Linked DNA regions of Homo sapiens: region 1 is linked to region 2. A link is a contact called in ENCODE Hi-C or POLR2A ChIA-PET data. All regions are on one chromosome and are shown on one strand. Each heading gives the region's core, a stretch centred on a gene start or an enhancer-like site at or near the end of the contact. The rest is flanking DNA. Distances are from core to core; before and after follow the strand shown.

Evidence for each region. Hi-C counts contacts between places; a loop is a spot of excess contacts on that map. ChIA-PET counts read pairs that join two places held with the same protein, here RNA polymerase II (POLR2A). Pooled maps may share reads with other maps.
Region 1: a loop to region 2 is called in a pooled map, with 11 times the contacts of the local background. The contact joins the promoter of NKTR here to the enhancer-like site in region 2. A Hi-C loop is called at or near these places in 9 of 50 pooled maps. POLR2A ChIA-PET finds 5 or more read pairs at or near these places in 2 of 52 experiments (Caco-2 and H1).

What each region holds. Positions count from the first base shown.
Region 1 is chr3:42,598,475-42,604,849 of GRCh38, forward strand. NKTR (natural killer cell triggering receptor) reads left to right here and starts at 2,212. Exons shown (of 17, transcript NM_005385.4): 1 at 2,212-2,304; 2 at 2,510-2,590. The coding sequence starts at 2,533. It also overlaps a transcript of SEC22C not described here. RefSeq lists a silencer at 2,306-2,515.
Region 2 is chr3:42,876,920-42,883,024 of GRCh38, forward strand. No RefSeq gene overlaps it. Among named protein-coding and RNA genes, the nearest start is that of CYP8B1, 4.1 kb to the left of the region's middle. RefSeq lists an enhancer at 4,058-4,352 and a silencer at 4,391-4,440. Within about 2 kb of position 4,197, at least 23 of the 41 ENCODE cell types and tissues checked have a DNase peak (open chromatin) inside an H3K27ac peak, as active enhancers do.

The sequences.
Region 1 (6,375 bases), core at 962-3,461, 280 kb before region 2:
CTGCCACCACGCCCTGCTAATTTTTTGTATTTTTAGTAGAGACGGCGTTTCATCATGTTGGCCAGGCTGGTCTCGAACTCCTGACCTCATGTGATCCACCCGCCTCAGCCTCCCAGAGTGCAGGGATTACAGGTGTGAGCCACCGCACCTAGCCTACAAGAACAAATATTACATGATTTTACTCACATATGAGTAGACAAATACTAGAGTAGACAAATTTACAGAGAGAAAGTAGAAGGGTGGCTGCCAGGAACTTGGGAAAAGAGGGAAATGGGGAGTTACTGTTTAATAATACAGAGTTTCAGTTTTGCAAGATGGAAAATGTTCTGTGGACGGATGGGAGGTACTGAGGGTTGTACAACCGTGTGAAATACAGTTAATGCCAGCGAACTGTACACTTAAAAATGGTTAAAATGGCAACTTTCACATAATGTGTATATATATCTATAGATCTATAGATATCTAGATATCTGTAGATCTATAGATCTATAGATAGATTTTTTTTGTTTGAGACGGAGTCTCGCTCTGTCACCCAGGCTGGAATGCAGTGGACCGATCTCGGCTCACTGCAAGCTCTGCCTCCCAGGTTCACGCCATTCTTCTGCCTCAGCCTCCCGAGTAGCTGGGACTACGGGCGACCGCCACCACGCCCGGCTAATTTTTTGTATTTTTAGTAGAGAAAGGGTTTCACCGTGTTAGCCAGGATGGTCTCGATCTCCTGACCTCGTGATCCGCCTGCCTCGGCCTCCCAAAGTGCTGGGATTACAGGCATGAGCCACCACGCCCGCCCATGTAATGTGTATTTTATAGTTTAAAAAAAAAACTTATAAAATAGTGTGGTACTCAGACACAGATCATTGGAACAAAAATCCAGAAACAGACCCACACATATATGGTCACAAGGCGAAGGTAATTCAATGTATAAGAGTCTTTTCAGGCCGGGCGCGGTGGCTCACGCCTGTAATCCCAGCACTTTGGGAGGCCGAGGCGGGCGGATCACGAGGTCAGGAGATCGAGACCATCCCGGCTAAAACGGTGAAACCCCGTCTCTACTAAAAATACAAAAAATTAGCCGGGCGTAGTGGCGGGCGCCTGTAGTCCCAGCTACTTGGGAGGCTGAGGCAGGAGAATGGCGTGAACCCGGGAGGCGGAGCTTGCAGTGAGCCGAGATCCCGCCACTGCACTCCAGCCTGGGCGACAGAGCGAGACTCCGTCTCAAAAAAAAAAAAAAGAGTCTTTTCAACAAACGGTAATGGAACGACTGTATATCCCAATAGGAAAATGTTGACACTTACTTGACAACATAAGCAAAAATTAATGATATTAGATCATATCATAGACTTACACGTTAAAGACTATGTAAAACATATATGAGAACACAGAATATCTTCAAGAACTTGAGGTAGGCAGAGATTTCCTAGCACAGGAAAAGCACAAACCATTAAAATATAAAACTGACCAATTGACTTAATCAGAATTAAAAACTTCTTTGCCAAAAACGTCAAAACAATGAAACGACAGGCCCAGATTGGGAAAAAGACTTCGCAATCATTTATGTAACAAAAGATTTTCATTCAGAGCATACATATATCTAACAAAACATTTGTATCCAGAACTGTTAAACACGAAGGACCAGATTTAAAAACGGGCAGAAGACTGGAACTGAAACTTCACAAAAGATGCAGAATGGTCAGTAAGCACAGGACAAAAACGGTGCCAGTGACGCTGGTGCCAAAGCGGGAAGGAACGCATTCTTCAGCCTAAAAGACCTAACAGTAGGACACGGACATAACCACTCCCGGCCAAAAAGAACACAGAGCAACACAACGTCTTGGCTAACGAAAACTCAAAGCCTCAATTCACTCAGTTCCTTCACAGCGCTCGGAAACAGAGAAGTCTCGCGGTATCGGAAAATGCGCGGCGCTCACAGCCACACCTGACGAGATGGAGGGCGCAGGCGCATCCACGGCTTTCAGATTGGGCGACTGACTTCAAAGGGGGGGGCAAACAGGGAACGCGCAGGTATAGGAGCGCTGGCTGGAGGCTCCTCGAGAGCTCCCCAGACACGCCCCCGTGCGTACGCCCCCGTGCGTACGCCCCCGCTGCCGCCACCTTCGGTTGACCACCCCCATCTAGACTGTACTCTCGCGGTATTTGTCCCGACTCTCGCGGGGTTTAGCGTGGCATTGGGAGGCCCGGCCTGGGGGAGGAGACGGCGTTCCGTTAGCGGCGTTGGGGTTTGGCTGCAGTGGCAGTGCTTTCTCTTCTGCTCACGGGGACCCGCTCAGGCTGGAGGCCAGCCAGGTGAAGAGCTCGCCCGCATGCGTGCGCGCTGCGTGGGAGCCGCGAGGCCCGGGGCGGGAGGGGGCCTCGTCTTGGCCTCCTGCGCTGTCGCGACGGGCCGGCGTGAGGCACCGTGGCGCGGACTTCGTCTCAGCCCCGCCCTCGCCCCTGCCCTCGCCCCCGCCCTCGCCCCTGCCCTGACCGCTTTTCTCCCCCTCTCTCCCAGCTCTTGCCGCCACCTCGGTCGCGATGGGGGCGCAGGACCGGCCGCAGTGCCACTTCGACATCGAGATCAACCGGGAGCCGGGTGAGCTGGAAACTGGGGAGCGCTGCTGGGGCCGAGGCCTGCCTTGGCGAAGGGGAGGGGTCTACCCTCAGCAACCCTCCCCCGGCCTTTTTGGGAGCGGGTAGGAGGCGCAGGCAACTTTCCGTTTTCTCTTGAGAGAAAATCAGTGGGAGAGGAAGGTGGCCTGGGCACACCCCTAACTCGCAGTCCGGGCCTCTTCCTGCCAAACCCCACACACCCCGCTGCATCTCCGGACTGAGTCCTCGTAGCCAGCCTGGCGCCAAGAAAAGGAGGTGCAGTTCTTTGAGGACTTTTTCTCTCCCAGTGTCTCCGTGAGGCAGACACTCCCGATCCGATTTCCGGTTATCTTGCTTGGTGCTATGAAGTTTCAACTAGTAGGAAATATTGTGTGTTTCCTAATCACGATATATCACTAATATGTTAATTTTGCCTCTATTTTTCCTTAAGAATCTTTAGCTAGAATTTCGTGGTTCCTGGGAAAATGGCTTAGTGAAGATCTTTTGTGATAAACCAGAGCATTTTGTACCAGCAGAATTGCAGCATGCATGCACTTAGCATTAATGTTTGTCTTTAGGGAATCCAGACATTTGTTAGTGTATTTTTTTTAAATGAAACATTTCCTTCTAAAGCATAGTTATTTCATTCTAAGTAGCAGAGCGTGCAGGGTTTCAAACTGTTTTCTTAGCTTTTTTTGTTATCCGTGACAAAAGTTTTAATTGGAGACATATATATATGTGTTGTCTTTGTGCAACATCTTGTTCTGCATATTCTTATGAGAGCCTGCTACTGTTCTAGGGTCTGGAGATAGAGCAGCGCATAAAACAAAGGCCTCTTCCTTTTATAGTTTATATTCTATTGGGGGGAAGACGGACAACTAGGAAAAAAATAACAGTGACTTGTAGTTGGGATACTATTTTAATAAGTTGGTCAGACAAGGCCATTTTGAGAAGATGAGATTTAAGCAGGTATCAGAAGGAGATGAAGTGAGCCGTATTTAAGAAGAGCATTCGTGGTAGAGGGAAACAGCACAGCCCTGAGGTGAGGAGTAGTATACAGTCAGGCGCCAAATGACATTTCTATCTTTAACAATGGTCTTATATATAATACCTTTTTTTGGTAACTTTTTAATGTTTAGCTGTGTTTAGATATACAAATACTTCATTGTGTTAAAGTTGCCTACGGTATTCAGTGGAGTAACATCCTGTACAGGTTTGTAGCCTAGGAGCAAATAGACTATATAGCTTAGGTGTGTAGTAGGCCGTACCATCTAGGTGTGTTTAAATACATTCCATGATGTTCACACAATGACGAAATTGCCTAATTACACATTTCTCAGAATCCGTCCTGGTTATTAAACAATGGAGGACTGTACTTGCATGTTTGAGGGACAGCAGGGTGCCCAGTGTGGCTGGAGTAGAAGAGGAAAGAGAATAGTAAGAAATGGCCTGTAGGACTGACTCAGTGAGGTAGGAAGATATTAAAGGGTTTCGAGCAAAGGGATGAGATAATCCTGGAAATTTGGTTGCCTTCTCTCTCTTTTTAATGTTTTTAGCCTTGATTGATCTTTTTTTTTTTTTTTTTTAAATAAGTGTTACTAGAAAGCCTTGATGGACCTTAATCTTTATTTTGTAGTGAATCCATGCTTTAGATAACAGGGTTATTTTCTATTAAGAATTAAAAATAGCTCACGCCTGTAATCCCAGCACTTTGGGAGGCAGACGCGGGTGTATCATTTTGAGGTCAGGAGTTCGAGACCAGCCTGGCCTACATGGCGAAACCCCATCTCTACAAAAAATAAAAAAATTAGCTGGGCATGGTGGCTCTCTTAGTTTTTGCCTGTAGTCCCAGCTATTTGGGAGGCTGAGACTGAAGGACTGCTTGAGCCTGGGAAGCAGAGGTTGCAGTGAGTAGAGATTATACCACTGCATGTCAGCCTGGGTGACGGAGTGAGACCCTGTCTCAAAAAAAAAAAAAAAGAAAAGAAAAGAAAAATAGTAGATTGCTGAAGAGTAGAAGTATGACCAAGCATGGTGGCTCATACCAGTAATCCCAGTACTTAGGGAGGCCCAGGCAGGAGGATTGCTTGAACCCAGGAGTTTGAGACCAGCCTGGGCAATATAGCAAGACCCTGTCTACAAAAAACAATTTTTTTTTAATTAGCCAGGCATGGTGGTGCTCACCTGTACTTGGAAGGGTGAGGTGGGAGGATGGCTTGAGCTCAGGAGTTTAAGGCTGCCATGAGCTATGATTGCACCACTGCACTCCAGCTTGGTCAACAGAGCAAGATCTTGTTTCTAAAAAAAAAAAAAAAAAAAAAAAAACAGCTTAAGAAAAAGTACAAATAAAAATTTCTGTAGTTAAGTACTCCTTTCCTAGTAAATGTTCAGATCCTAGATTTGCACATAACCTGTGTTGTGAAAAATCTCCAGAATATGTTTGACAAATGTTCAATGAACCTCATTCCTCAACATCCAAGGCAATTCATTGTGATAGATGTGTAGATGTGATTAGCACTCTTGAGAACGCCGAATCATATAAAACAAGGAAATGCAATGCTTACATTGTTCTAGGTTTAATCATTTGATAGTTGGAAATTTCATATGGTTCAGTCTTGTGAAATAACTAGCACTTTTTGAGTATATTAACTAAATAGTGGATTTTACACAACTTTTTTTTTTTTTTTTTTTTTGAGGCGAAGTCTCACTTTTTCACCCAGGCTGGAGTGCAGTGGTGCCATCTCGGCTCAGTGCAACCTCCGCCTCCCAGGTTCAAGCGATTCTCCTGCCTCAGCCTCCCTAGTAGCTGGGATTACAGGCATGTGCCACCACCCCTGGCTAATTTTTTTGTATTTTTATTAGAGACAGGGTTTCATCATGTTGGCCAGGCTGGTCTGAACTCCTGACCTCAAGTGATCCGCCCACCTCGGCCTCCGAAAGTGCTAGAATTACAGGTGTGAGCCACGGTGCCTAGCCTGTGGTTTTTATTAAAGAAATTGGTGCATTTTATCTAAGTTGTCAAGTTTATGTGCTTAGAGTTGTTTGTCACAGCCTCTTTTAATATCTGTGGGGTCTGTAGTGGTGTCTCTTTTCATTCCTGATATTGATAATTCTTCCTTTTGTCTTTTTCCTTTGTCAGTCTGACGAGAGGTTTATTCATTATACATTTTCAGAGAACCAGATTTTGATCTGATTGAATTTTGTTTCTATTTTTGTTTTCAATTTCATTGTTCTCTTTCTTTCTAATGCTTGCTTCAATTTTTATTTTGTTCTTTTTCTAGTTTCTTAATGTTGAAGCATAGATTGTTGATTTGATACCTTTTTTTTTTGAGACAGTCTCAAATGACTTTTAATTTAATTCCATTATGGCTAGAGAACACACATGATTTCCGTTCTTTGTGCACTTGAATGTACATTCTGCACTTGAATGTACATTTTTGTGTAGTGTGTTCTATAAATGTCAAATCCAGTTGGCTATTAGTGTTGGTCAATTCTTTTATATCTTTGCTGATTTTCTACTTGTTTATTGATTACCAGGAGAAGAGTATTGAAGTCTGCAACTATAACAACTGTAATTGTGGATTTATCTATTTCTCTCCTTTTTTTTTTTTTTTTTTTTTTTTTTTTTTTTTTTTTTTGAGACTGAGTCTTGCTCTGTCGCCCAGGCTGGAATGCTGGAGTGCAGTGGCATGATCTTGGCTCACCACACCCTCTGCCTTCCTGGTTCAAGTGATTCTCGTGCCTCTGCCTCCCCAGTAGCTGGGACTACAGGTGTGAGCTACCATGCCT
Region 2 (6,105 bases), core at 2,947-5,446:
CACCTGCCCAACTGCTTGCCTATACACTTCTCTGACAAGAAGGCAGAATCCTGGAATTGTAAAATGTCAGAGACAATAGAGACCTCACTCAATCACTTCATACTTCATTTCACAATGAGGATCTAGGTGCAGAACGCAGTGGGGACCCTCTTTGACAGCTGCCCTGGCTTGGGGCCTTGAGATAAGCTAATCATTGACTAAGGGCCTTCTGAGACATGTCAGCCCAGGTCCCTGCCAGCAGCTCAAGAGGGAGAAAACTGTACCATTGACGCCAAGGCATTAGTCAAGCAGCCTGGCCCATTGTTGCTATAGGTGAGGTTCAAACTCAATTCAATCAGTTCTGATAACCTCCAAATTACTTTTTAACTTCCTAACGACCTGAGAACAGGGACTTCGGCTCTTCAGACAAAAGAGGGTATGGAACTTCCATATCCCCTCTGGAGTGAGCTTCCTTTGCCTATGAGCTTCCCCTTGGCAGGGAGTTGGAACTGTCCACACTCTGCTTCCCAGAATCCCTCTTTAATTGTTCAGGACCACCACAGTACTTGGCATCATCAACTCTCCTCAACCTTAGAATTCGGTCTGAAACTGGGCCAAATCCAATGAACTGAACCGTGTCCCCTAGTTTTTAATGGATGAACCATTATTTCACATTCATTCTTACCTCATTCATTAACCCACACTCATCTATTCATTCCCTCCTTCCTTGGAGAAGCCCCATCTATCCATTCACTAGATATTTATTGGGCACTTACTGGCAGAAATGTTGCTACGATCTGGGATTATAATCATGAATGAGATAGACACAGTCCCTGCTCTCTTGCAGTTTATGGTCTAATGGAGGGAGAAAGATATTAAATCACTGCCCAAAGTAATTATACACATATTTCTCATTTAATGTGCTTTGCTTTATTGCACTTCACAGATACTATGTTTTTTACAAATTGAAGGTTTGTGGCAACCCTGCATTGAGGAAAACTATTGGCACCATTTTTCCAACAGTGTGTGCTAACTTTGTGTCTCTGTGTCACATTTTGTAATTCTCACAATATTTCAAATTTTTTCATTATTATCATTACAGCTGTTATGGCGATCTGTGATATGTTAGTACTGTAATTGTTTTGGGGCACCATGAACTGGGCCCATATATGATGCAAACTTAATTGGTAAATGTTGTGTGTATTCTGACTGTTCCACTGACCAGCTGTTCTCCCCTCTTTCTATCTCTCCTTGGGCTTTCCTGTTTCCCAAGACACAGCTATTTTGAAATTAGGCCAATTAATAACCCTACAATGGCATCTAAGTGTTCAAGTGTAAGGAAGAGCTGCGCTTTAAATCACTTTAAATTTCACTTTAAATCACAAGCCAGAAATGATTAAGCTTAGTGAGGAAGGCCAAGATAGGCTGCAATCTAGGTTTGTTGCACTACACAGTTATCCAAGTTGTAAATGCAAAAGAAAAAATTTCTTGAAGGAAATTAGAAGTGCTACTCTAGTGAATACATGAATAATAAGAAAAACAGCTTTATTGCTGATATGAAGAAAGTTTTAGTGGCCTGCATAGATCAAACCAGCTACAACATTCCCTTAGCCAAAGCCTAATCCAGAGCAATGTTTTAACTCTCTTCAATTCTATGAAGGCTGAAAGTGATGAGGAAGCAGTTGGAGAAAAGTTTGAAGGTAGCATAGGTTGGTTCATTAGGTTTAAGGAAAGAAGCCATCTCTATAACATAGAAGTGCAACGTGAAGCAGCAAGTGTTGATGAAGAAGTTGCAGCAAGTTATCTAAAAGATGTAGCTAAGATAATTGATGAAGATGGCTACACTAAGCAACAGATTTTTAATGTAGATGAAACGGCCTTATATTGGAAGAAGAGACCATCTAAGGACTTTCCTAGAGCAAAGTCAATGCCCTGCTTCAAAGCCTCTAAGGGTAGGATGACTCTCTTTTTAGGAGCTAAGGTAGCTGGTGACTTTCAGTTGAAGCCAAAGCTCACGACCATTCTGAAAATCCTAGGGCCCTTCAGAATTATGCTAAATCTACTCTGCCTGTACTCTATAAGTAGCAAGGCTAGGTGTGGTGGCTCGCGCCTGCAATCCCAGCAATTTTGAAGGCTAAGGCAAGTGGATTGCTTGAGCCCAGAGCTTGGAGCCCAGCCTGGGTAACATGGTGAAACCCTGTCTCTACAAAAATTAGCCAGGTATGGTGGTGCATGCCTGTGGTCCCAGCTACTTGGGAGGCTGAGGTGGGAGGATCACCTGAGCCTGGGAGGTTGAGGCTGCAGTGAGCCAAGATCATGTCACTGTACTTCAGCCTGGACGACAGAGTGAGACCCTGTCTCAAAACAAACAAAACAAAGCCTGGATGGCAGCTCATCTGTTTGCAGCATGGTTTACTTAGGCCCACTGCTGAGACTTACTGCTCACAAAAAAGATTCTTTTCAATGTATTACTACTCATTAACAATGCACCTGAGATCTCTGAGGAAGATGTTCGAAGAGATGAATGTTGTTTTCATGCCTGCTAACACAACATCCATTCTGCAACCCATGGATCAAGGAGTAATTTCAACTTTTCAGTCTTAGTATTCAGAAATACATTTCGTAAGGCTATAGCTGCTGTAGATGGCGATTCCTCTAATGGATCTGGGCAAAGTAAATTGAAAACCTTATGGAAAGAACTCACCATTTTAGAGCCACTAAGAACAATTGTGATTCATGGGAGGAGGTTAACATATCAACATGAACAAGAGTTTGAAAGAAGTTGATTCCAACCCTCATGAATGACTTTGAGGGGTTCAAGGCTTCAGTGGAGGAAGTCGCTGCAGATGGGTGGAAATAGAGAATTAGAATTAGAAGTAGTGCCAGAGGATGTGACTGAATTGCTGCAATCGCCTGATTGAACTTGAATGGATGAGGAGTAACTTCTTACGGATGAGCTAAGAAAGTGGTTTCTTGAGATGGAAACTAATCCTGGCGAGGATGCTGGGAACACTGTTGAAATGACAATAAAGAATTTAGAATATTACATAAAGTTAGTAAAGCAGCAGTAGAGTTTGAGAGCATTGACTCCAATTTTGAAAAAAAGTTCTATTGTGGGTAAAATGCTATCAAACAGCATTCCATGCTACAGAGAAATCTTTCCTAAAAGGAAGAGTCAACTGGTGCGGCAACCTTGATTGTTGTCTTATTTTAAGAAATTGTCACAGCCACCCCAGCCCTCAGCAACCACCACCCTGATCAGTCCAGGGTGAAGACAGGAATCACTGAAGGCTCAGATGATCATTAGCATTTTTTAGCAATAAAGTTTTTTTTAAAAATTAAGGTATATATATGTATTTTAGATATAATGCTTTTGCACACTTAATGGTGTATAGTCTAAACATAATTTTTATATTCCCCGGAAACAAAATTCGTGCGACTCATTTTACTATGGAGGTTTGAAACCCAACCCGCAATATCTTCGCGGTATGGCTGTAATTGTGACAAATGCTGCAAAGAAGAGCAGAGCATGAAGGGAGGTGGCAGTCAGGAAGGCCACACTGATTGGGCCACACTGATTCAGCGGAGGCCTGGAGGACCACAAGACCCAGTCAATGTGTGTTGTGTGTGGTGGAGGTGCTAGCGGCCGAAGAGGGGTGCTGGTCAGGGGATGCAGCAGGGTGGTCCCAAGGTACCGAGAGCATATCCACCCTGGGGCCAATGAGCCCAGGGCACTCGGAGAAGGGGGAAGAATCTCCACAGGGTGCAGAACCGGCAGGCTCTGTGCGGGTTAGGACTTTGACACATCGGTGGCACTGAACCCCTCTCACGCCAGCCGGCCCAGCCACGCTTGTGTCCGGGGCCAGCCCACGGGGGCCACGCAGGGCTGCCGGATGGACAGGCAGGGAATACGGGCTCTTCCTCGGGAGGAGACTGGCTTGCCCCTGGGAAGTCAGCCCACGGGACTGCCCTCCTCTCCCTCCCGAGGGGCTGGGGACCAGCAACTCAAGCCAACACCGGGAGCGGGCGGCACGTCCCCTCCTCGCCCCTTCGGTCCGGGAACTGTCAGGGGCCGGGGCGGGGTTACGATGGTGGGCTAGGGGGCCAGGTAGGACCAAAGACACACGGAGGCGGCCTCCGGGACAGCCAGAGGGCCCGCGGGCGCTCGGGAAAGGGGCGGGTGCACTTCCGGCCCCCGAAGCCTCAGCGAGGGAGTCTCCGGGAGGCGCGGCGGGGAGTAGGCAGTGTGTTGCTGACCTCTGGCGGTCGCTCTGCGGCACTTCGCACCTTCTTTGTGCTCAGGAGCGGTGAGTGTCAGTTCGGCGGCTGAGCCCCCAGTAAGGGCGTGGTTCCGGGCCAACGGGAGGACGTGCTGATGGCGCTGCTTTCTTCCTTCCCCACCGCAGCTGTTTCCGACTCGCGCGCTGAACCCACCACTACCCCTCGGCCCACGCCCCTGGCAGTTTTCACGGCATAAGCCCGGCAAGAGCATCATTTTGGTTGTCCTGGGGGGTTTTGGGGGTTAGCTCCTTTATTGCTAACCTCATTTGCACATTCCATGGTGGGCAGGACAGTGGATTGAGTTTTTTACACTGGGCCCTAGTAGTTCCATGTTCCTGTCTGATGTCATGACTTCTCATTCTATATATGGCCCAGAATTTTGAGCAACTGGGCACTGACCTGAGGATTCTATTTATCTGCTGTGGTTCCTTTACTGGGGTTCTCCGCTGTGGGTTCTCTAGTCCGGATGCACTAGCTCTTCCCTGAGTCTTGTTTGCCCCTTTTTCTAATTCTGGATGATATTGACTGCTCCCCCAGTATGTGCCACCTCTTGCTCACTGCCTCGCCCCCAGCAGTAAGTAGTACCATTGAAATGGAAATACAGGGGAGAAATTATTTCACCCTGCCTTTAGAGCAGGTAATAATCGTTTCACTTAGGGCTTATGTATGGCTCCTTTTTGTTTCTTTCTAGCTTTCCAGGTTCCTTCTGTTTTTCCTGGAGGGGAAGGAACCCCCTCCATGGCAGCCTGGGTTCTTGACAGCCTGACTCAAGGGTCACTATGCTTACTGCTAGCCTGAATCACATATACCAGGTTGTCGTAGAACCAGTGTAGGACATAAAAGGCAAACCTGGGTTCTTGTCCCAACTTTTCCACCAATTTATGGCATGACCCAGAACATTTTGTTTTACCCTTCTGGACCTTTATTCTGATGTGTCAAAATAAGAGGTACTGAATTTGACGTACTCGCCAGCAGTGAGATGCTATTATAAAGGTATTGGGTTGTACATTCACTAATTTGCCAAGAGATAACGAGGGCATATAGTGTGAGAGGGTGGAGGGATAGGGTGGGAATTGGAATGATTGGCATTGAGCTTCTAGCCAGGGGATGGCTCTATGCTGATCATTTCCATCGCCACCAACACCATCACCATTCTTATTTTGAGAACTTACCTTGAGCTAATATTACACGAAATTCACGTATTTTGCCATCTAACCCTTATATCAACCCGGTTCAGAGATTCCGTAGAAGAACTCACAGGACTCAGAATACAGTTGTAATCATGACTAAGATTGATTACAACTGGATTGCTGGTCCCTAGCCCCTTGGGAGGGTGGGGAGGGCAGCCACGTGGGCTGAATTCCCACGGGCAAGCCAGCCTCTGCCTGAGGAAGAGCCAGAATTCTCTGCCTGTCCATCTGATGGGATACATAACCAGATCATAAGGGAAAAAGACATAGGTGGAGTCTGGAGGAATCTATGTGCAGGATTCCGAGTTCTTTCTCCCTGCCAGGAGAGATCACACAAAGCTTACTCCTCCTAGCAATGGAAACGCAGCAACATATGTGCCATGTTTCTAACTAGGGAAGCTCAAAAATTAGTCAGTGCCCAAGGTTTTTATCGGGGGACTGGTCATGTAGGCACCTTCTGCCTAGCACATACCAAAATTCCAGACTCCTAGAAGGAAAGCAGATATTCATTATAAATCATGTTTGTACAAATAGTCAAGGCATAACGAACTACTCTTATTGGTTAAGTGTTGACTGGACGCACTTTGAAAGTGAAGTTCCCAGACACTAGCCAGGGGCCTACCTTGCAAGCAGGCCTTTTTTTGGGTCTCTGACT